2 separate regions of the Mus musculus genome follow, and region 1 is linked to region 2. Evidence: chromatin loops called from intact Hi-C (ENCODE). Cell type or tissue: left cerebral cortex. All regions are shown on one strand. Each heading gives the region's core, and the rest is flanking DNA. Links, peaks and the distances in the headings are about the cores only.

Region 1 (9,637 bases), core at 1,638-9,637, 1.5 Mb after region 2:
TTGCCTCTGCTTTGTTCTTTTGGTCTGTACCAGGACACAGCTCTACAGGATTTTGTTATTGTTGTTACATTGCTACTCTAAACCTGTATATGTGAAATGTAGAAAATGCCTATTGTAGAAATATAAAATAAACAACTTTAAATCCCTTCTTGTTCACATACGGATGTTATTCATAGCATACATTGCCTTTTATTATGCCTTAGTAATTTGAAATTCTATACTTATCCTTTTATGCAGACAAATATTCTTCAGAGCATTTAAAGAGATCTGTAATATTGCCTTGTTATGATATATTTCCACACATTCATCCCTTCATCTTCTTATTGTATACCATGGAATTATGTATTTATATCCATCAATATTGCCCAACATTAATGTTTAGCCCATTTTCACTAATTTGTGGAAAAAATTTCAAAGTTACTAGGCTTAATTAATTAGCCATGTTAGAAAGGCATGATAATATTATTAAAACATGCTTCGAATGATGCTTCTAATTAACACGTCACCAGGAAGCACACAAGACTGTCATTGCTGAGTCTTACCTAGAATCTTGTTTCCCAGGCTATAAACAATAGCAGCAAACCCTATGTGGGGCTCTGTTTTTCCTCATGCCACTGAGAAAGTCTAGTAATTTTTGCTCCTAGCAAACTGCCACTTATGTTATAAAATATGATACCATGTGAGTCAATTAGCTGTGCTGTTAAGACAGCAGTATACTGAGGGTAATACTCTGTCCTGAGACTATGGAACTTACCAGAGTTATTTTTTCACATTCTGTGAAATACATTCAGTTCAGGAGATTGCCCAGAATTTAATGGGATTTTAGAAGGCACAATAGCATCATTCTGAGGATGCTTTCCTAGTTCTTTAGCCTCAAGAGTCCTTATTATTTCACTGTCCACTTCTTTACATGACACCAGTTGTCCAAGATGCTGGAGGCAAGCACAACTGCCAAAGAACATCCTAGAAAGACAGTTTGGTTCCTCATAAGCTGTAGCAGCCTTGGCCTTGCACTGTGGTACAATTTTCTCAAACTTCTATCATCGGTGTGTGGATGATTAAAGAATAAACCAGCATGAGCCACTGTGGCTTTTGGGCTCACAGTGATTTATATGAACATCTTTTCCTCCTTTACCACAAAATTCCTTTAATAACAGTGTGAAGGCTCTATTCTATTCTTAAAAGCCAAAGAAAGGAAAAGTATTCTAGTGATAATGATATATGTATTTAGTAAATTCAGTTTCTAGGGTAACGTTTTGAATTTTTGTTAAAAATGAAATTATATTTCGGAACCTTTACTCAATTATTTCACATTTATTTCTTTTGTGTTTCTATTGATGGTCATGTGTGGTGTCAGTGCGTATACATATGCCGTGAGGGTGCCTACAGATCCAGCAGTGGGCACCAGCCACCTGTTGTGGGTGCTGGGAACCAAATCTTCTGGAATAACAGTGAGTACTTCTTACAACTAAGCCATCTCCTGAGTCTTGTCTACTAATTTTATAAAATGCGATTTTTCACTGGATTTTAAAGTGCTAGCTGATAACCAACAACCTGTAAATAAAATATAGGTCCCATTAAATCTTAGAAATGTGGATCATTAATAGAGAGACTTAGATCTAGGTTTTTAGGGGAAAATGTTTTATTGACGTAACTTTGAATAAATTATTCCACATTTACTAAAAAAGCCAGGATATATTGAAGTATACTGCTATTGTGTCTCAGAACCTTAGAGACTTGATTGCGTAAATATAGTATGAATAGTTTCTTTCAGATCAAAATAATTGACATCATCATGCAGCAAATAGAAATCCTAAAAAGAATAACTTCATTGTGGTGTTTTATAGTTTCTTTAGACCATCTTTTATTTGCCCTACTATTACTTTTTACAAAATTCTCCCTGAAAAGAATTACATAATGACAAAAATCATTTAAATTAAAAGATTACAGAGATTGTTGTTTTCTACAATGTTTTATGCATGAGTTCTATGCCATTTATCTGGGCTAATGTTAGCTGTCTACAGATCTTAATCCTGATGGCACATTATCTTCACTACACACACACACACACACACACACACACACACACACACACAATTATAGAATACATGTTTGTGGTTGTTGATCTTTGTCTCCAAATTGAGATTATTTATATCTTTAGTTTCTTTATTTACCTCTTCCTTCATCCTTTACTTAATGTATTATTTGATTTTGCTTTAAGTCAATCATAGACACGTATTTTTATCAAATTGTTCTGATTAGTGTGGAGTTTTGAGATCACTGTTTCTGTTTATTCAACATTATACAGTAATTCATTTATCCCTTACTTCTGTTGCACCAGCTTTTTTTTTTTTAATAAAGCCAGAACATGTGTTAAAATTCAAATGTTCTACCAGCTATATGACTAGTCAGGTCAGCTACCTTCCTTTCCTCTTTATTCTCATTAACATTGGACTAATAATTATATCCACCCACACTATGGCTGAAGTAATTAATGTGAAATCAAGTAATACTTCATACACAGTAAATTTTCAGTAAATAAGATAATGTTTTGTACCATGACTGCTTTTATTCTGTTTTGAGCGTAAAGAAGATAAATGCAAGCTTTTAACTTATTCACTATATCCACAACATTGAAAATACAAGGCACTCAACTCTCAGGGTGTTCTGTCAAGGTTACCGTACATAATTTTTTCTAAGAGCAAATAAATTTGCAAACAAACCTAAATAATAATCCATCACAGTAGAAAAGCAAAGATTTAAGAAGAAATCAGAGACATTCTCATCTTGAAACATAATTTTTATGACAAATACAGATACTAGAACATTCAACCCAGTAAGATGGGCTAACATTTTATGGCGCAACACTGTAGGTATGAAAGAAAAATACAACTCTAGTTTTACCCAAAGCCTTGGTTCCACAGTGTGGGCAAAGATTAATTATATGCCAAGAAAATACCATATGGCCGAGTGCAGCTCCTTTGAAATTGAGGCCAATGCCAAACAACTACCATAGTATTCTCTGACTAACAATCTTTGATAAAAATAATCATTGTCTTTGGGATCTCCTTTTACAGCTGTTATCTCTTTCAAAATATGTATATAGTGATGAAATTTAATGTATGCATAGAGAAAAATTCTACGGAAAAGAGTACCGGGCATCAAAATCAGAGAAGCTTGAGACATTTCAGGAAAACGGGACATCAAATTTAAATACTATTTAACAAATACTCGGACAATAAAAACGGTTCTACATTAGGCATTCTGAATCACTTAAATCTTTCATCTTGAGTGGAAGATTACACTTTTAAAGCCATATATGACCAATGTCCAAAAAATTCTTGGGAATGCTTGGTTTAGACTATATTTGTTTCGTTATTACATATATAAATGTATATGTTATGTATTATAATCTGTGTATGTACTTAGACAAATATCTTTAGTTTTACATTTGGAAAATGTTGATATTGTATTGTTTGATAGAAACTCCAAGCTGTGGATCCTTCAAGAAACAACCCCCCCCCACCACCCCCCCACCACCCCCCGGTATCTTGTCAGAAAAACCTTAGGCCTGAATATCTGAGCATCAGTACTAGCTGTGGAGCAATGCACTGTAGAGTGAGGAAATCTAATGTGTGAGTAGAGGAAACTTCTACGGAAAGGAATATCAGGCATCAAAATCAGAGAAGCATGAGATATTTCAGTGAAAGCAAACATCAAATTTCAAATTTTACCAAATCATAACACAGAAAGTTTGTCTAAGGCTTTTGTAACACCGGAATATAAACTCTATGGTAAATATATTTGATTTATATGCAATTGATATTAAATAATTACACATTATTACTACTCTAGAGTGGTAGCACAGATACACACTCACAGGCACACACACACAAACACACACACACACACACACACACACACACACTGTAAAGAAGGCTGTGTAAACTTGAAGACTCTGTAAATTCCCGATCGATCTCACTAATAAGAATGCTGAGTTCAAAGACGTAAAGCACATACTCAGAGGCCACCGAACTGCCCATGTCTTGTTCTAGCTTTCTTGTGGACTGCAAGGCCTTAGATTTCTTCCTTGCTATTCCGTGTTGAAATTCTTAAGTAACTCAGCTATAAACCAAGGTGGAGGAAAGACTCGTATTTTGAATGGTCTTCAAATAGACCCATAAATTTTAACTTTCCATCTCGAAGTGAGGCTCTTAGCCAAACTGGAAGACAGATTCACTGCCACTCCTCTATATTGGCTTCATGCATTCGAAGAACATTATAATAGAATGAATCTGTTTTCGGCTTCCTATTGCCAAAACATTTGGGGGGGGGGTCAAAGATGAGCGTCCATCTCCTTAAACGAGTGTGCCACCGCTGCAGTGTTTCTTTCTCCTTTATTGAACGCATCTAAACAAAACCCATAGGGCACCGTCTAACCATTGTGACAAATTTATTTTGAAGGCATCAACAGACTAGTGAGTGTGAGCAGGTGCCCAGTCTTAAAAGTAGTTATCAAAGGCCGGAATTAAATGAAATGCCTTTCTTCTTTAAAACACACACACACACACACACACACACACACACACACACACACATTTTGGGAGATACTTTGTATTCTGATATTGAGAGCTGGCCTTCTAAAATTCCCCTTCTTGTGTATCTTTTTGAAACAATGAACGAGTAAATTGAAGATGGATGTTAAAGCAGGTTGACACAACACAGGGGAAGCACAGAAAAACGGAGATGCCCTTCAGCTGCGTTTTCCTGGTTATTTGTTATTCTTTCAGTGTAATGAACCACGGGCAATTAAAATAATTAAAAATGTTAAAGCTCTGACATTATTATACCCATGTTAATTTCATTGGAGTTAACTGCATGTTTTCCCATTACGTAATTTCAATACTAAAGTATTCTATCACTGAAATAAATGAATTAAGTCTTCATGTAGTATAGAGTGCCTAGCCTAGTACAAATGCCAACAGTCAAATTCTTTGATTCTCTGAGATCTCAAAGCGACCTGCTATCCCTGACTTTAGTCTACAGTTTACTTCTCAAGAAAGCGTTGAGTGACTATCTTATTCCAGAAGAACAGAAAGGGTCAAAGGAACCGAGGGGCATAGGTGTTAAAGAAACTATCCACGGACCAGCAGAGCCTGTGAATGTGCTGTTATATGACGACAAGGTTGTTGGTGCCACAGTCTGCAAAGGGCAGCAGGCGCTATGCCAGACTCAGGGACCCACTGATCCTCCTGCTGCGGTCTGAGCTAGGGCTGGCTTCCCTTCCTCCTTCAGGGACCTCTGGTCCTCGCAGGCACTGTAGCGAGGATTCTTTACCCTAATTATCCCGGGAGGAAGACGCGCCTTTCTCAGAGACCGCTAGGCAACACTCACCACGGCAGCCTGCAGATTACTTCCCTCTGTGGGTGTGCGACTTCGTTTAAGCGAGTCACACTTACAGTAGCTTGTCACTGGCGAGGCCGCGAGCAGCAGAGGGCGGGGGAGCGCAGGGCGGAGGGAGGAGGTGGGAGGCGCGGAGTCGGGAGGCTCGGGGAGACGCTGGAGCTCCAGACACAGCAGGAGCGAGCGAGCGAGCGAGCGAGCGAGCGCCGCGCGGGTGCAGTCGCCGGTTCGCCCTGGTCGCCGCGCACTCCGCCTCCGCGCTGAGCAGCGGGAACCGCAGCGGCTCGAGCCTCCGGGCTCTGCTGCGCTCTCGGGCCCGCGCTCCAGCCCGCTCCGCCGGTCGCACCGCCCCCGGCCGAGCTCAGCCCGCAGCGATTTGACTTCCCTCTGCCAGCCTCTCCAGTTCTCTAGATCGCTTGCTGCCTGGGCTCCACTCTACTCGGTGTTTGCCACACACCGTTTGCTCTACTCTTCTCCCCTTGATCCGTAGACACTCTGCTTGATTCCCCCCTCCTCCCTCCTCTCTGTCTCTCTCTCTCTCTCTGTCTCTCTCTCTGTCTCTCTCTCTCTTTTATTGAAAACATCATCTTGATTTAAGATGACTCGTCTTCTTTAATCTCGTCCATATCGGCACTGAAGACTGAAAGGGAACCTTCACCACCACTCCGACCCTGGTGGCACTTAAAAAAAAAAAAGAAGAAGAAGAAGAAGGGGGGTGCCAGAAAAAGAAAAAGTCTTAAAGGGCAAAGAAGCGGGACTCCCGACCCTCTACAGACCCTTGACCGAGCCCACCCAGGACTGTACTAGCCATCAGAACTTCTAATTCATCTTATCCAACTGAAAGGGAGGGCGACAGGAGCCAGAAGCAAACTTCTTCAGCGGTCTCTGCGGATCTGTGATTCCCGCATTTAGAGGGGTCGAGAGCCAGAAGGTACAGGACCCCACCAGGAGGAGGAGTTCCACGTCTCTCTCGCCCCTTCCACCAAGCCTGAACCTTAGGCTGAGCCACGCAGGACACAAGAGGCAGAAGAGGGTAGTAGAAAATGCGGGGCTCCGGGCCCCGCGGTGCGGGACACCGACGGACCCAGGGCAGAGGTGGCGGCGACGACACCCCCCGCGTCCCTGCCTCTCTGGCAGGCTGCTATTCGGCACCTCTAAAGGGCCCCCTCTGGACGTGCCTTCTCTTGTGTGCGGCGCTCCGGACCCTTTTGGCCAGCCCCAGCAACGAAGGTAGGGAAATGGAGGTGGGGACCAAGGCGCCCTGGGGTGGATGGGTGAGGTGGAGCTTGTGTCAGCCGGTCGCAGCGCTCCAAGCGCCGCTGCGGAGACTAAATCCCCGCTCTTCATCTCCAATTAATGTTTGTCCGCTTTTGCTGGCGTTTCCGGATCTCTCTGGTATCTTTGGTTGCATTGTTTGACATAGCTGCAGAGTGCTCGCCAGGCAAAGAACCTGCCTGTGGTCTGAGGCTGATTGGGGGTTGGGAAGTTGGAAGGCTGACGGAAAGAGGTCTGAGACCTGAGCTGGGAGGTTGGGTGCGGTTGGGTCCTGAGAACCTGGAGAAGTGACACGTCCGGATTACTGAGAGAGATGACAACAAGGCTCATAGGATGTGTGTGGGTTTTAGAAACCTTTATTTGGTGCTGATGTTGGAAGACGATTTCAGGCTGGCTGGTAATTTTATTTTGGAGAAAGTGGCTGACCCGGTAGCTGTTATTTAGAGCACCACTGGCTGTTTTACAAGCTGTTTAACAAGAACTTTAATTTTTGAGGAAGGGGGTTGTGAAAGGCAGAAAAGGATGGATGCCCTTCCATCTGGGGGGGGGGGTCATTAACACTCTAAAGCAAAGGTAGAGGAAGGCGGGAAGGTGGGATAGTGTTGAGAGAGACAGGCAGTGTGGATACCAAGAAGTTGTTCATGGATCCCACTACAGCTTATCTGGTGAGAGAAGATCTGTCCTAGCCAGAGGCACCAGGTCTTGAAGTACCCAACCCTCCAATCCCTAATTCTCTGCTCCGGACTGTTTTGCGTTCCTCCTGGAGAGTAAATCTGGAGACAGGAACACTACCTGTGTTCTTTTCTTTGAGCTGGTCTCAGCCTCTGACAAACCAGTCTTGGTCCATTACATGGCCTCGCCCCGGGTCCTCTCAGACCCTGAGGTCTGCTCCTCTTTCATACATAATGGCTTGCTCTGGTCTCAGCTCAAGCCTTCGCACGGGGGAGGGTGGAGCATGTGGAAAGGCGCTCAGCATCTCAGACCAGATTCTCTGGTTACCAGGAGTGGTCGACTTCACTGTAGAATCATCAAAAACCCTGTCCTCTTGTTTAGAAGCCTGAGGTTTTAAGCTTTGGGCTGTGGATGAGACTCCTGAGAGGGGTAAAATCTCAAATAAGCCCCTGCACTTGGGAACAGGAGATGCTGGACCTGAAAGATGAAATAGCAGCAGCACAGTAGTATATGCCCTCGTGACTAGCATAGATTCAGTCTGCTGTAGAAGACGCTGAGCTGGTAACCACTAGTGCTGCCAGTTCCCAAGGAACCCAGAGAAAGCAGGGCAGATGGAGACTCACACCCCACCCCACTCACTCTCTCACTATGTTTATTATTAAACATCTGTTCAAAGGAATATGGGTATCTGTCGATATCTGTGTAATAAGACATGCTTCATGCTTAAGCCAAACAAGATGCCTATTTTTTTCTCTGTAAAGTTTTTAAGTGGTGATTTTATTTTATTGTCGTTGTTTGTTTGTTTGTTTGTTTGTTTTACACTTGGACCTTTTATTAAGGTCCTATGTTAAGACCATTAGATTAGAAGTCCAAATGCTCTGAGAGGGCTAATGCAGGGGGGTGGGGGAGGTGTTGGGGAAGGGAGGATAGAGGAAGAGGGGGGAGGAGAGAGGGAAAGGAAGGAGGGGCTTTTATCCGTTTTTTTTTTCCAACCAAAGGGCCATCCTGATTGAACTTCAAAAGGATTTAAGGCTAACAGCACCCATCCTTTTCTCTACATAGTCATTTGAAGCAGCTTTCTATAACCCCCCTTACTATGTATACAATGGGGCAGGGGACTGGACTCAAGGAAGTCTCTATAAAAGAACTGAAGAAATAAATTATCAGGGAGTGTGACACCCAATGTGAATGGGGGCCAAGACTAAGGAGATCAAAAACCAAGCAGAAGGAACAGGAAGGAAGAAGGGAAATAGCTCAACTCTCCAATGGTACCCTAAGCAAAACTTGCATCTTGGGGAATAGGGCCATGCAAGCATGAGCTTTAACACCCACAGGTTGTGCAGTCTAACCCAGCTAGTAAACCACACAGCTGACTTGGTTACATGCAGATGAGGGCTGGAGGAGCTAACAAAAGCAACCTTGTGCTCTGAAGACATCCAGAATCAAGTGTGCCTGCTGTTCGGGGAACATTTTGTGGTGTGTAGTTAAAGATTTAATATTAGTGCTATTTGAGGTTGTCTGTCCAATTCATTCCTTCATTACCCAACAGGACATCATCTATAATCCCATCCCAGATCCTTCTGTTTTTCGAAATGTGGATTCTTTTCTGCTTTACATTTTCTTTATCACTGCTTTTAAAAATGGAGCAGTGACATACATTGAAAGATTCTTAGCATTACTCTTTATTGTTTATTTAATAAATAAGCTGAAACATACCACCCGCTTGTTTTTAATGAAAGAAAGTTGGAAGGTCATATACTGAAATATTTTGTTGGCATGCTAAACTTAATAATGAATTGATTCATGAAATTTATAAAATTCATAGAATTTGCTGTCTGCAACTTCCATAAATGCTTAATGGTTCTTCAGTCATATATGTGTATACATTACATAATACAGATGTACATTATATGATTATGTAATAAAGTGTCAGGCAGGAAGAAATAAATGTGAATTATCATTTACACTCGTTATTCCGATTATTTCTGAAATCCATCTTTACTGGATAACTGCGTTCTAAACAAACTATGCAATCAATATCTGTTCATTTGTAATGTATATTTACAAACGGCACTTGGAAGAAACACTTAGTCTGCATTAAGGTGTGCAAACGTTTACTTAAAAATAAAATTACAAGCATCTTAGCAGAACATTTTATTTTCAGATGGATGCAGGAGGACAGCATTCATAAGTGCATCAACAAGTGAACAATTTTAAGAAATTTAATAAGTAAAATGGCTGTGGCAACAATCTTGAATTTTTGGAGGTGGCCCTGAACTTATTCAGT
Region 2 (11,362 bases), core at 1,360-9,359:
TTGAGCAGATATTAAGTGCCTAAATCAAAGCAAGAGCTACCCTGCACGCCAGGAGTATACATCAGGACGCCTGCACGTAAGGCTTTAACAGCACAATTTCTTTCCTTATGAAATCACCTTTCTTTTAAAATTAGTTAATTTGCATACCTCACACTCACATGTAGAACTCCTAACCCCTAGGATCACAGATGACTGAATTTGGAGATAGGAGATTAAGAGATGTAGTTAGTGAAAGGATAGAAAATCCAGATCCTGCTCCCTGCCATAGTAGAGGTAAAAGGTTACACTTCTTCCTGCTCCAGGGCCTGCTTTTCTGTGAATACATAATCCTGGCCTAGTAAGATAACAGAAAATGAGTTGACTAACCGCTTATTTAGCTTCTGTAAACCGCTTGCACCATAGAAGGAAAGATTACACACTGAAACTACGTTTTGCTGCCCCCACCCAGGAACCCGTGCAAATGCTGACTGCAGGGGCCATAGAAAACTGATTGGCCCCAGGAGCACGGGCTTGATAATTTAAAATGATTGACCTAAAAACTATGGAGTGGTACAAATCGATTGGCCCACACTGTGCTCTTGATGTTATGACATGATTGGTTTGCGAAGTGTGGGCTTTGTTGTAACCCCATAAAAGCTGTCCTAATTCTGCACTCGTGGTCCTCAGTCTTCTACCCCTATGTGGTGTACGACTGTGGGCCCCAGAGTGTGCCTGGAATAAAAAGTCCTCTTGCGGTTTGCATCTAGACTGTTTCTTGTGAGTGATTTGGGGTGTCGCCTCTCCTGAGTCAGAACGTGGGGGAGTCCTCACTTTGTGGGTCTTTCAGTTAGTATTAACATACTCTTAAGGATCATCCTTAACACAGTCTGATAAATTCCCTTATGAGCAGTTGAGAAATGAGGGTACAGATGAACAAAGACGATAGGTCACAAGAACTTGGAGGGAAAATATTGTATGTGATATCTAGTGAGGTAGAGTTCAGAAGAAGCAACCATAATGGTATCTCAGACTTGAACTTGTAGCCTTCAAAACTGGGAGAAAATAAGGTGTTTTAAGCTACTATTAAGGCAATCTCAGAAAAGTAATACACGCTTACAATAGGAAAATTATGATTTTATTTTAAAAACAAAATATACTCAAAGAGTGATGTAACTCATCCAGGCCTGCAAAACTGGGGAGTAGTTTTCAGAATCTAAAAAAAAAAAAAAAAAAAAAAAAAAACCAATCACATAATCACTAAAAAAATCTTGACAATTAGTACGTATGCCTAGAATACTTAAAAATAATTTATCAATGATAAATCAGATGTATAGTGGCTTATAAATGCCAAACAATCTGTGAAATTTAAAGCTCCATGTAAAAGTAACTACTTGAGCATCAAATTCAGAACTTGACCCCGTACATGGAGAAACAACGCAGATCTTGTTCTGAGGAGTGAGTCAAAGATGCCTACGGGACCAATAACATCCTGGACCAGAAGTGGTCAAGAAGACTAGGGTGACTGTGTAATGTAACTGGTCCATTAGAAGAGAAAGGTAGACTCAGTTGGTTTTTAGGTGAAACTGTAGAGAGAACCAGGACAGATTCCTGGAGAGGTTTAACCCCAAGCTGTGGTTGCCAAAGGACACAGGCAAACTGTCTCTAAAGGCTGTGTATCAATTTCTTGCAGCTGTGATGAAATGTCCAACAACAACAACAACAACAACAACAACAACAACAACAACAACCACAAACTTAAGGAAGAGAGTGTTTGTCCTGGCTTACCATCTGAGGGTATATTCCATTATGGTGTGGGGTCATGGAGGTGGGAACTTGGGTGGCTGGTCAGGTAGCGGCTGTGGCCAGGAAACAGAGTGAAGAGTATATATGCCCAGCTTGCTTTCTCCTATGATAGGTTTGTAATCTAGGAGGTTCTAGGTCCTTTCATGCTGACAGTATTAACTATCATACAATGAGTAATTGTAGTACAAATTTCAAGAGTAAACAAAGTATTAAATTCATTAGGGAAAACTTTTTGATGTTGACTTTTAATCTACTTGCCTTTAACTTGAAGAGAAACTTAATCATGATCTTCAAATTCTCATTGGGATGATGATAATGGGAAAGTCTTTAAATGAAAACGTTTGGAATTTCTACTGTTGGTGCTTTATTAATATACTTTTTATTCTAACAGCAGTATGCGGTCTTATAAAAGAATTGATTGGGAATGGAAAGGACCTGAGTTTCAGTCTTGTTTATTGAATGACTTTTGATTTGTCTTAATCTGACCCAAATCAGAGTCTTCTTGAGGCAAAGCCTAATTTCTCAGGAAGTCTGTTTAGGAAGAACTGTGGTTGATACTGGGAAATGTCCTTGGAGAGGTGGGAAGGGTACTGTGAGGACAGAAGAGAACATCTCTTGGCATCCACAATAGTGTCTGGGTTTGGTAACTGTATATGGGATGAATCCCCAGGTGGGGCAGTCTCTGGGTGGCCTTTCCTTTAGTCTCTGCTCTATACTTTATCTCCATATTTGCTCCTGTATTTTGTTCTCCTTCTAAGAAGGACCAAAGCATCCACACTTTGGTCTTCCTTCTTATTGAGGTTCATGTGGTCTGTAAATTGTATCCTGGCTATTTGGAACTTCTGGGCTAATATTCACTTATCAGTGAGTGCATATCATGTGTTTTCTTTTGCAATTGGGTTACCTCACTCAGAGTGATATTTTCTAGTTTTATCCATTTGCCTAAGAATTTCATGAATTCATTGTTTTTAATAGTTAAGTAGTACTCCATTGTGTAAATATACCATATTTCCTATATCCATTCCTTTGTTGGAGAACATCTGGGTCTTTCTGTTATCCCCCACCCCTATCCCCCACACCCCAAAAGAGAAGAGGACATCTCTCTTCTGCAAGATATTTGTATTTCATTTGATTATATGATTAATTGTTAAACCCAATGAATAGAGGGAGCTATGAAATGCTGCAGTGGGAAAATTTCCACCATAAGCCTTGGTTTTCAGGATGAAGGATTTTCTATAAAGACATTTCTGACCCTTTGACTTCATTCCTAGGAAGGTGGGTTTCAGCCTGAGAATACAATCCCTATCAACTCTGAAAGGTTGTTTATGATCCAAGTTGCATCTTCCAAGTGGCCTCCATTTGGTATTCAAAGTGATGTTTTGATTTTATTCTTACCATTTCTCTGTCTTATTGGCAAGCTTACTTAATTTGATAAACCTATGCATGGAAGAAGCAAATAACTTTTCAGTGTCCTCAGCCATTGTAACAGGTACCCAGAACCAAGGCCACAACTTTCTATTACAGATATCAGTCATTGTCCTGGTGGATTGTGTGGTTTCTTTTGGTGAAGACAGAGAGCACAGTTGTAAAGTCCTTTCGATCTGAACAATTTAGCCTCCACCAGTGGGTTTCTGGAAGATATCCGGTATATTCAGCAACCTATTGTTCACCACAGTGAGGCAATGTCTGGATCTAGAGCAGTACAAGGTGAGGCGCTCTGAGCTCCTCCTCCTCCCTCTGGAGCCAGGATAAAAGCAGGCTATGGAGGAACAGTAATAACACAGGCGTGCAGCTGTTCTTTGATGCTAAACACTGCCAAGGCATCTGTACATCACTTCTCAGGGCAAGTCTAAGACCTGGGAGAGTGTATTGCAATGTACAACAGATTCCACGTTGTTCTCAAGGTTGTTTAATAGCTTAACTTTGGCCAGCTTTCTGAATTCCACCATCAGCAAGAGGGCCTTTCTCGGGGTCTTTGTTTTCCATTTCTCCAGTTTCGTCTGTTCTTGTTTTCTGTTCTAAAGTCGGATATTTGTCATCCACCATCTTGGCCTGCTTCAAGAGCTTCTTCTCATTCCCTTTCTGACATGGTGTCTTCTACTCCTTCTCCAGACCCTGATCCTTGACACAGGGACTATTTTTAGTATCAGTTTTCCGGGGGTGGGACCTCACAACTAGTTTATGGTACAGCTGGGTAGCTTGACTCCAGAGTGTACACTGTTACTCATGATGCTATTCTGTTGCTAATAACACAATGATATGAATAAACAAGTGAACAGATGCCCAGTGGCTTTTTGTATTTTCCATATCATGATTTATACTTTTAAATATCACATATCAGATTCTCCATGTCCCTCTTCCCCCCCTCCTTCTTCCCTTGGAAGTCTCTTTTTCTTGGACTTTTTATTATTAATTTGGGCTGCAAAACCACACACACACACACACACACACACACACACAACTTCATTTCAAATATTTTTGCTGGCTTGCAAACCCAAGGACAAGGCCGATGGGATGCTTGCTAGTTTTCTGTCTTGCTTGCATGTTAGAAGGTGTGGTGGAATGAAGGCTTTCTTTTGGTCTTGTTTCGTAAGGAAACTAATCCCTTTCATGCAGTCTTCTCCCTGTTAATCACTACTTACACCCCCACCTCCTGGCACCATCACTTTGGGTGATTTCAGCACATGAATTTTGAAGGAACACAGCCATCACAACCTCAGCAGACACCTAAGTGTATTCTTAGTTTGGCTGCCGGATGATTTAACAGTAGGGTCCAGTAAAAGTTTTCAACACCAAGAATGCCTATTATAAAAATCTAATATGAAAGGCTATTTAGGAGAAAGAGAATATGCTATATTATTTGGCTACAAAGCATAAAGAAAACTGAATGATTCTCAAGTCTCTCCACATCTTTCTAGCACTTTAAATTTCTTACAATTATACAAAAACAGAGAAGTCACCTACTTTCTAAGCCCATCGCTATACTATATTCCTTTCAGCATAAAAAGAGATAGTAAGGATGATCTTTAAAGTAATGCCTTCAAGATTTAGGGTATTTTAAGAAATGCTGTTCTCTGTTTTGTTTTGCTAATACTCTGAGTTAAAACATAGTTATTCCTTTCGGAGACCAAAATCACTGCAACTACAGCGGGTTTTAAGTATTAAAAGCTAACCTGGGCTAAAGTTGGTATGGTTTTATACCTATCAGTTCTATCCAATCTGTATATCCGGGGACATTTATTTGTCTACCCAGTCTACTTCTGCTCTAAGAGTTGGAGCAAAGGTAAGCCTGGCCCCAAAGAAAAATTTGCTCTTGGATGTTTTTGTTGACTAACAAAATTCTTGAGGCAAAGTTTTTCCCACTTTTGATTGAATTTCTATTGTGACCACAGCACACTGCTTCTTTGATAACTTCAAAGGAAGTATTAAATTGTAATTATTTTCCTTTTGAAGGAAAATGATATTCAAGGTGGGGCCCATTCTTGAATTAGTCAAGTGACAGGCTTAGAGTAGAGTCAGGAGAGGAGACCAGCATAGGGAGAGGATAGAGAGATACAGGTAGGCATTTATGGAACTTGACACATGCTTTCAAATGACATGGAGGGCTTGTTAGCTGGATCTCATTGGTCCTATGAAATGTGGTCCCAGTCCCATCGTCATAGATTTGTATTTTGCCCTGTGACCTTGAGTCCCACTGTTCCTACATACTTTCCTACTTTTTCTTTTTGAAGATTACTTGCATAATGTGCTAATTATTATTATTTTCATGGGTCCTATTTTCAGGTTCCAAATGTTATTCAAATCTTATTCCAAATGTGTGATGTTGAGGTTCTCTTTGGTGCCCTGTCTCAGCAGCAGTCTGCTGAGCACTGAACAGCCAGTGGATTAACATTTAGAAGACCCGGGCTGCGCAGGCTGGCCCAGCCATTTGCTATACAAATATAATCAAATCTATTAATGCCTTCGTAGATCATGTTTATTTTTTCTTTATGGAAAGCAGTTCGGCAGCAACTGTACAAGGGAACAAAGAAATAGCGTCTGCTGGGTATAGATGAGGGCGTTTTCCCTTCAATTGCCTCACAAATCACGGGCAGCATTTTTTTTTTTTTGTTTAGCAATAAACTCTTGAGCTGAAACTTGGGCCGAATGTAATTTTCTTTGGGGTGAGATAAGAATGTGTAGGGAAATTAGTTGTTTGAGAAGGAAGATGTATAAAAAGAAAGTTTTTTTTTCTCAGTGTGGTTTCCATCTGGAATCTCAGAAGATGCCTGGCCCTACTAATTGCCTCTGAGGTTGACTTTCTTTTTTTATCTAAGATAAAGCTATATCTGATTTTAAAAACTTAGCCAAATAATGAGAGTTTTTATTATTTGCATTTTTCTATGTGGAGGTGTATTTTTTACTTTATAAGATTGTTTTGAATTCAAGTTTGGCTGAAATTTGCATTAAAATAAAGTAGGATAAAGTAAGTATTCAGACAGAAAAGGAATCTACCTGTGTTTAGTGTTTAGAGATAGTTCTCCATGTTGGCTTTCCATGTCATGTCAGTGAATTACCACAAGGGGGCAGTGAAAGGCAAGGGAAGGAGAAGGTTTTTAGAAGAACGTCTCCCCGGGTTAAGGAACTTTCTCAGATTCAACATTGGGCGTTTTGAAAGGCTTTATTTCAAAGATGGCTCAAGGTTTCATGGAAGAGGGTATCAACATAAGGAATGTCACCTCCGTGAAAAAAAATGTTTTAAGAGGCTTCATAGTAGCCAAGCTTTCTGTTGCTTCGGTTATCTGAGTGTTTGCTCTCACTGGTCTTGAGCAGTGAGTGAAGCCTTGCTCCACTCCTCCAGAGGCTTCTTGTAGCTTCTAGACGCAACTCCTCACTTCAGCACGCCTCACTTTCCTTCTCAAACACAGTTGTCACAATGTGGATCATTTTCCATGTTTATCATGTTTATCACCATTAAAACATATTAGTCATGTTATCGTGTTTGCACCTTTCTGTTTTATTAGTATGCAAGCCTTTTCACAACAGGAATCTTTTCTCAAACATTTAAAAGTTTAAACTTACACTTTTTTTTAATTAGATATTTTCTTTATTCACATTTCAAATGTTATGCCCTTTCCTAGCTTCCCCTCCAAAAATCCCCTATACTCTCCCCACTCCCCCTGCTCCGCAACCCACCCACTCCCGGTTCCTGGCCCAGGCATTCCTCTATACTGGGGCATAGAACCTTCACAGGACCAAAGGCCTCTCCTCTCATAAATCAATGACTAGGCTATCCTCTGCTACATATGCAGCTAGAGTCATGAGTCCCACCATGTGTTTTCTTTGGTTGGTGGCTTAGTCTCAGGGAGCTCTGGGGGTACTGGTTAGTTCATATTGTTGTTCCTCCCAGGGGGCTGCAAACCCCTTCAGCTCCTTGCTTACTTTCTCTAGCTCCTTCATTGGGGACCCTGTGCTCCATCTAATGGATGACTGTGAGCATCCACTTCTGTATTTGCCAGGCATTGGCAGTGCCTCTCAGGAGACAGCTATTTCAGGTTCCTGTCAGCAAGCTCTTGTTGGCATCTGCAATAGTGTCTGGTTTTGGTGGTTGTTTATGGAATGGATCCCCAGGTGGGGCAGTTTCTGGATGGTCATTCCTTCAGTCTCTCCTTCTAACTTTGTCTCCGTAACTCCTAACATACACTTTTAATACAAAAGTTAGCAAACAGCCTACTACAGTCACAGCTAGGCAGGGAATTAGAGGGGAGTGGGAGGTTGCTTCAGCTATAGGTTTTGAGACAGGTGGAATATATATATATATTTATATGTGTGTGTGTGTGTGTGTATTGCACAACCTAATTTTTTGTATACATAATAAAATTTCTCAGCATTTGCATATTGCTCAACCAGACTATTGTAGGCAGCTAAACATTGTTTGTGAAACATATATATGGATCAACTTATGGTATGTTTTTTCTTTTATTATTCCAAAGTACAGTATTTTTGTGACTGTGCCTCTCGCTGTTGGAGAATTTAATGTGTACAAACCCTTAAAAGCTATATTTCCTTCTATACAGTTAATCAGAAGGATTGTGTTTTAATTCGGTTTGACTACTTTTTTTTTTTTTTTTTTTTTTTTTTTTTTTAGTTTCAGGTCAAATTCAGAAGAATCTTTGGAGATAAACTACAGGAACAAACAGATAGTTTTCTGTCACTTTAACTATGTCTAATTTTCCCACACAAAAATCTAGACTGATGTCAGAGCTTCCCAAATTGATGGGTGTTAGTCTGCAAGCATTGGATTCCAGTCCTCAATTCTCAAGTTGTCAGACGATTTCACAGACCTGCTGCAGGATGCATGGCCACGGAGTGTTCCTCAGACCTGGATCATTGCGGTACTTTCCTCCAGCAAGCTTTCAGAGCTTTTCCTTTAAGATGGGCATTTGAGTTTTTCCTTGCTTTGTATATTTGGAAATCCTTTAGAACAGGCAAGAACCCACTTTGGCATCCACCTCTTTTTATGGTAGGTGGTACAATACGGTGCCTTTGAACACACAGTCCCAGTGGGAACTCTATTATCTGCTAAATATGTCTGGAAATGTTTATACAGAACATGGAGCACAGCAGGCTGCCCCCAGCCCTATCCTGACAGCTAAGCTTTGAAATGGGCAAATGCATAGACCTCCTAAGTCCCCCACTCGGTCCCTGCTGTTGACATTTTCAAAGTTAACATATAAAATGATTCCATTATAATCATATTTTTTGAAGATTACACCACCCAAACTTTATTAAGGTGTGCAATTAGCCATCATATGACACCTGACTTAGAGAACCAGTAGGGATTTAAGACAAAAATGATGGATTATGTTTAAAGGCATCCTGTTATAATAGAGTATATTGTTCAGCCCCCCCCCCCCCAATTTGGATGAGACTACTTTCCAATGTCATTTTTAGACATTCAGTCCTAATATCTTAGAATAATATACATAAAACTTCCGTATTCTCCCAGAGAATGTCATCTGCACTTTAAAGAAAAGAAATCAATATTTACAAAAGATACTTTAAATATTCCAGAGGTGGGGTTTGTGGATATTTTGAGGGCATTTCCTCCACTGGTATACTGAACTCCTTTTAAGTACGATAACTTTAGACAGGCATGAATGGAGTCTGATGATGTCAAATACCGTCTTGATCCCACGGAGGACAATAAGGGAACTGCTCATAGACGTGTAGCTGCACGGTGGATAGTCAAGTGTAATCAACACTGATTAAAATCACCCCCTTTTTTAAAAAGACGGTGATACGTTTAGAGAAATTTGAAAGACGTTAAAGAAAATCTGATTTTGAGGTAGAATTTATATTGGGAGTGGCAGCATAATGCATGAATATGCACTTCTAGAGAGTAAGTATCCTTTGATGTTCGCCCCTGGAAATGAACAAAATGTAGCAGAGAGCTAACCAAGCAAAGCTGCATACAGGTCTCTAGTGATTGTTGTAGAGTTTTTGTCTTGGGTTTTTAAGGATGAAACAGTTTTAAGAGTAGGTTTAGGGTCACAAAACTTGAGAGGAAAGTGCGGAGATTTTTGACATTCTGTTTCTATACATAAATAGCCTTTCTATTCTGGATACCTTCCACAAAATGCAGTGCATGGTTTTTACAGTGAATGTATATAACTAGACATATTGATATCCCCAAACCATATTTATATTGAATTCACATTAGGTCAGTACACTGTTTGGGGTTGGGATGCGTTTGCCTTAATATACCCTGGTGTTGCTAGAAAGTCATCTCTGCTTTGCCAGTTCACCCCAAACCCCAATCTTTTCACCACCTTCATAGTCTTGCCTTTCCAGCATGCCAGGTTTTGGAATCTTACGGTGTGTCACCATTTAAATGGGTCTCCTTCACTTAGCAATTTATAGTTAAGATTCTTCCATGCCTTTCTATGACACTATTTCGATTGCCACTGGATACTATTTCTTTGAATTTGCTAGAGCTCATTCATTAACAGGACATTTCAATTGCCTTCAAGTTTCGGAAACTGTGACAAAAGATGTCTACCCACGTGAAGATTCTTGGATGGACAAAATGTCTCAGCTCCTTTGGATAAACAGGACAGTGTGTTATCATTGGTAAGAATATTGGTTAGTTTCATATTTGGTGGTAACATTGATCATGTTCAAGAACAGGGGCACAGTCTTGATGTTCCTGAGAATGCACTTTCTGTCAATTTCAAGTTAACTCAATGTTTATCATGATTATCCCAGTCCACGTTTTATACACATACACACACACACACACACACACACACACACACACACACACACACACACACAGTACCTCTTATAGACAAGGTATACAGCAGTGATGTAAGCAATGTTCTTGGTGAGTGTGCTGGCTAGTTTTTGTTAGCTTGACTCAAGCTACAGTTGTTTGGGAAGAGAGAACCCCAAATTGAAACAAATGCCTCCATCACACCTGTCTGTAGGCAAGTCTGCGGGTCATTTCCTTGATTCATGGTTGATGTGGGAAGGCTGGGCCCAGCCTACTGTGGGTGGTGTCATCTCCAGTCAGGTGGGTCTGGGTTGTATGAAAAAGCATGGGAGCAAGCAATGCTTCTGCATGGTCTCTGCTTCAGTTCCTGCCTCCATCTCCCTGCCTGAACTTCTACTTGGCTCCAATGATGACCTGTGATCAGGACACATAGGCAAATAGCTTTCCTCCTCAAGTTGCCTTTGGTCATGATGATTATCATAGCAATAGAAGCTGAGACAGAGAGGTTTTATTCTTATGGGCAGATATAGACAATGAAAAATAAAGAGAAATGGTTAAAAAATATTATTAGGGAGAACAAGGGAGACAAATGGCATGCTGGGAATGATGGTGGGACTTAATCACAAAAGTCATCATGGGTATTGTGATGAGGGACTCGAGTGGGTACCCAAGCAGCTGTGAAATTGCACTTGCTTTCCTCTGAAGAGTGGTCTGCTCCGATAGACAAGGATGGTGCAGTCTGAATAGCCTCCAGACACTCTTCAGTCACACTGCCCCTTTCCTTGCACCTGACAAGAAATCTTGTGATTCCTGCTAAAGCTCACATACTTGCTGCCACACTAATCACACTGGTCCAGTTTTGGTCTTGCTTGTGAGTCACAGCGAAGGGATTGCTGTTGGAAGCATTTCTGAAAAAACGGTGTTCAAGCAATATGAGATAGGGTGTTGAGAACCTGAGAAAAGAGAAAGCACAGGAAACCAGGATTGTTCTGGCTGTGTCCTTGACATGTTATGATCGTGAGGAGCCAGGCAGGTGATGGGAAGTCTGGGACCTAAGTTTTCTAAGTATAGTTCCAGAGCTAGCAACTTGTGGTGGAACCTATCAAATCTTTACATTTTTCCTTTGTTACACTCTCAGAGAGTTTATAGGAAGATATTTTGCTTGAAATTTGATTTTTATAATAGTTCAAGAAGACACCCCCTATGTGGATAATTTTTAAATTAATTTTTGCTAGTATATATTAATCATAAGACATTTCATTATGGTATTGTTATGCACACATACTATGCACTTGATCATATTTACCTTCTTTCTTTTTCTTACCG

What was found. Peaks named below come from ENCODE experiments on the same cell type or tissue, not always from the same donor. Only the 100,000 strongest peaks of a DNase experiment are listed, where the experiment ranks them.
Region 1: it touches region 2 in a loop (2.2-fold over the local background); 2 of 42 quality-filtered maps call a loop at or near these places.

What each region holds. Positions count from the first base shown.
Region 1 is chr5:84,413,315-84,422,951 of GRCm38, reverse strand. Epha5 (Eph receptor A5) reads left to right here and starts at 5,570. Exons shown (of 16, transcript NM_007937.3): 1 at 5,570-6,633. The coding sequence starts at 6,447. It overlaps Gm42163, which reads right to left and starts at 6,214. Exons shown (of 4, transcript XM_030254978.1): 1 at 6,176-6,214; 2 at 5,395-5,838. The coding sequence starts at 6,214. In left cerebral cortex, for the core only: a CTCF peak has its summit at 5,379; DNase peaks (open chromatin) are centred at 6,723, 7,684, 7,853, 8,673 and 3 more places; H3K4me3 peaks cover 4,768 bases; H3K27ac peaks cover 4,463 bases.
Region 2 is chr5:85,932,102-85,943,463 of GRCm38, reverse strand. No RefSeq gene overlaps it. Among named protein-coding and RNA genes, the nearest start is that of Gm24626, 110 kb to the right of the region's middle. In left cerebral cortex, for the core only: a CTCF peak has its summit at 6,318 (motif pointing right); a DNase peak (open chromatin) is centred at 6,370.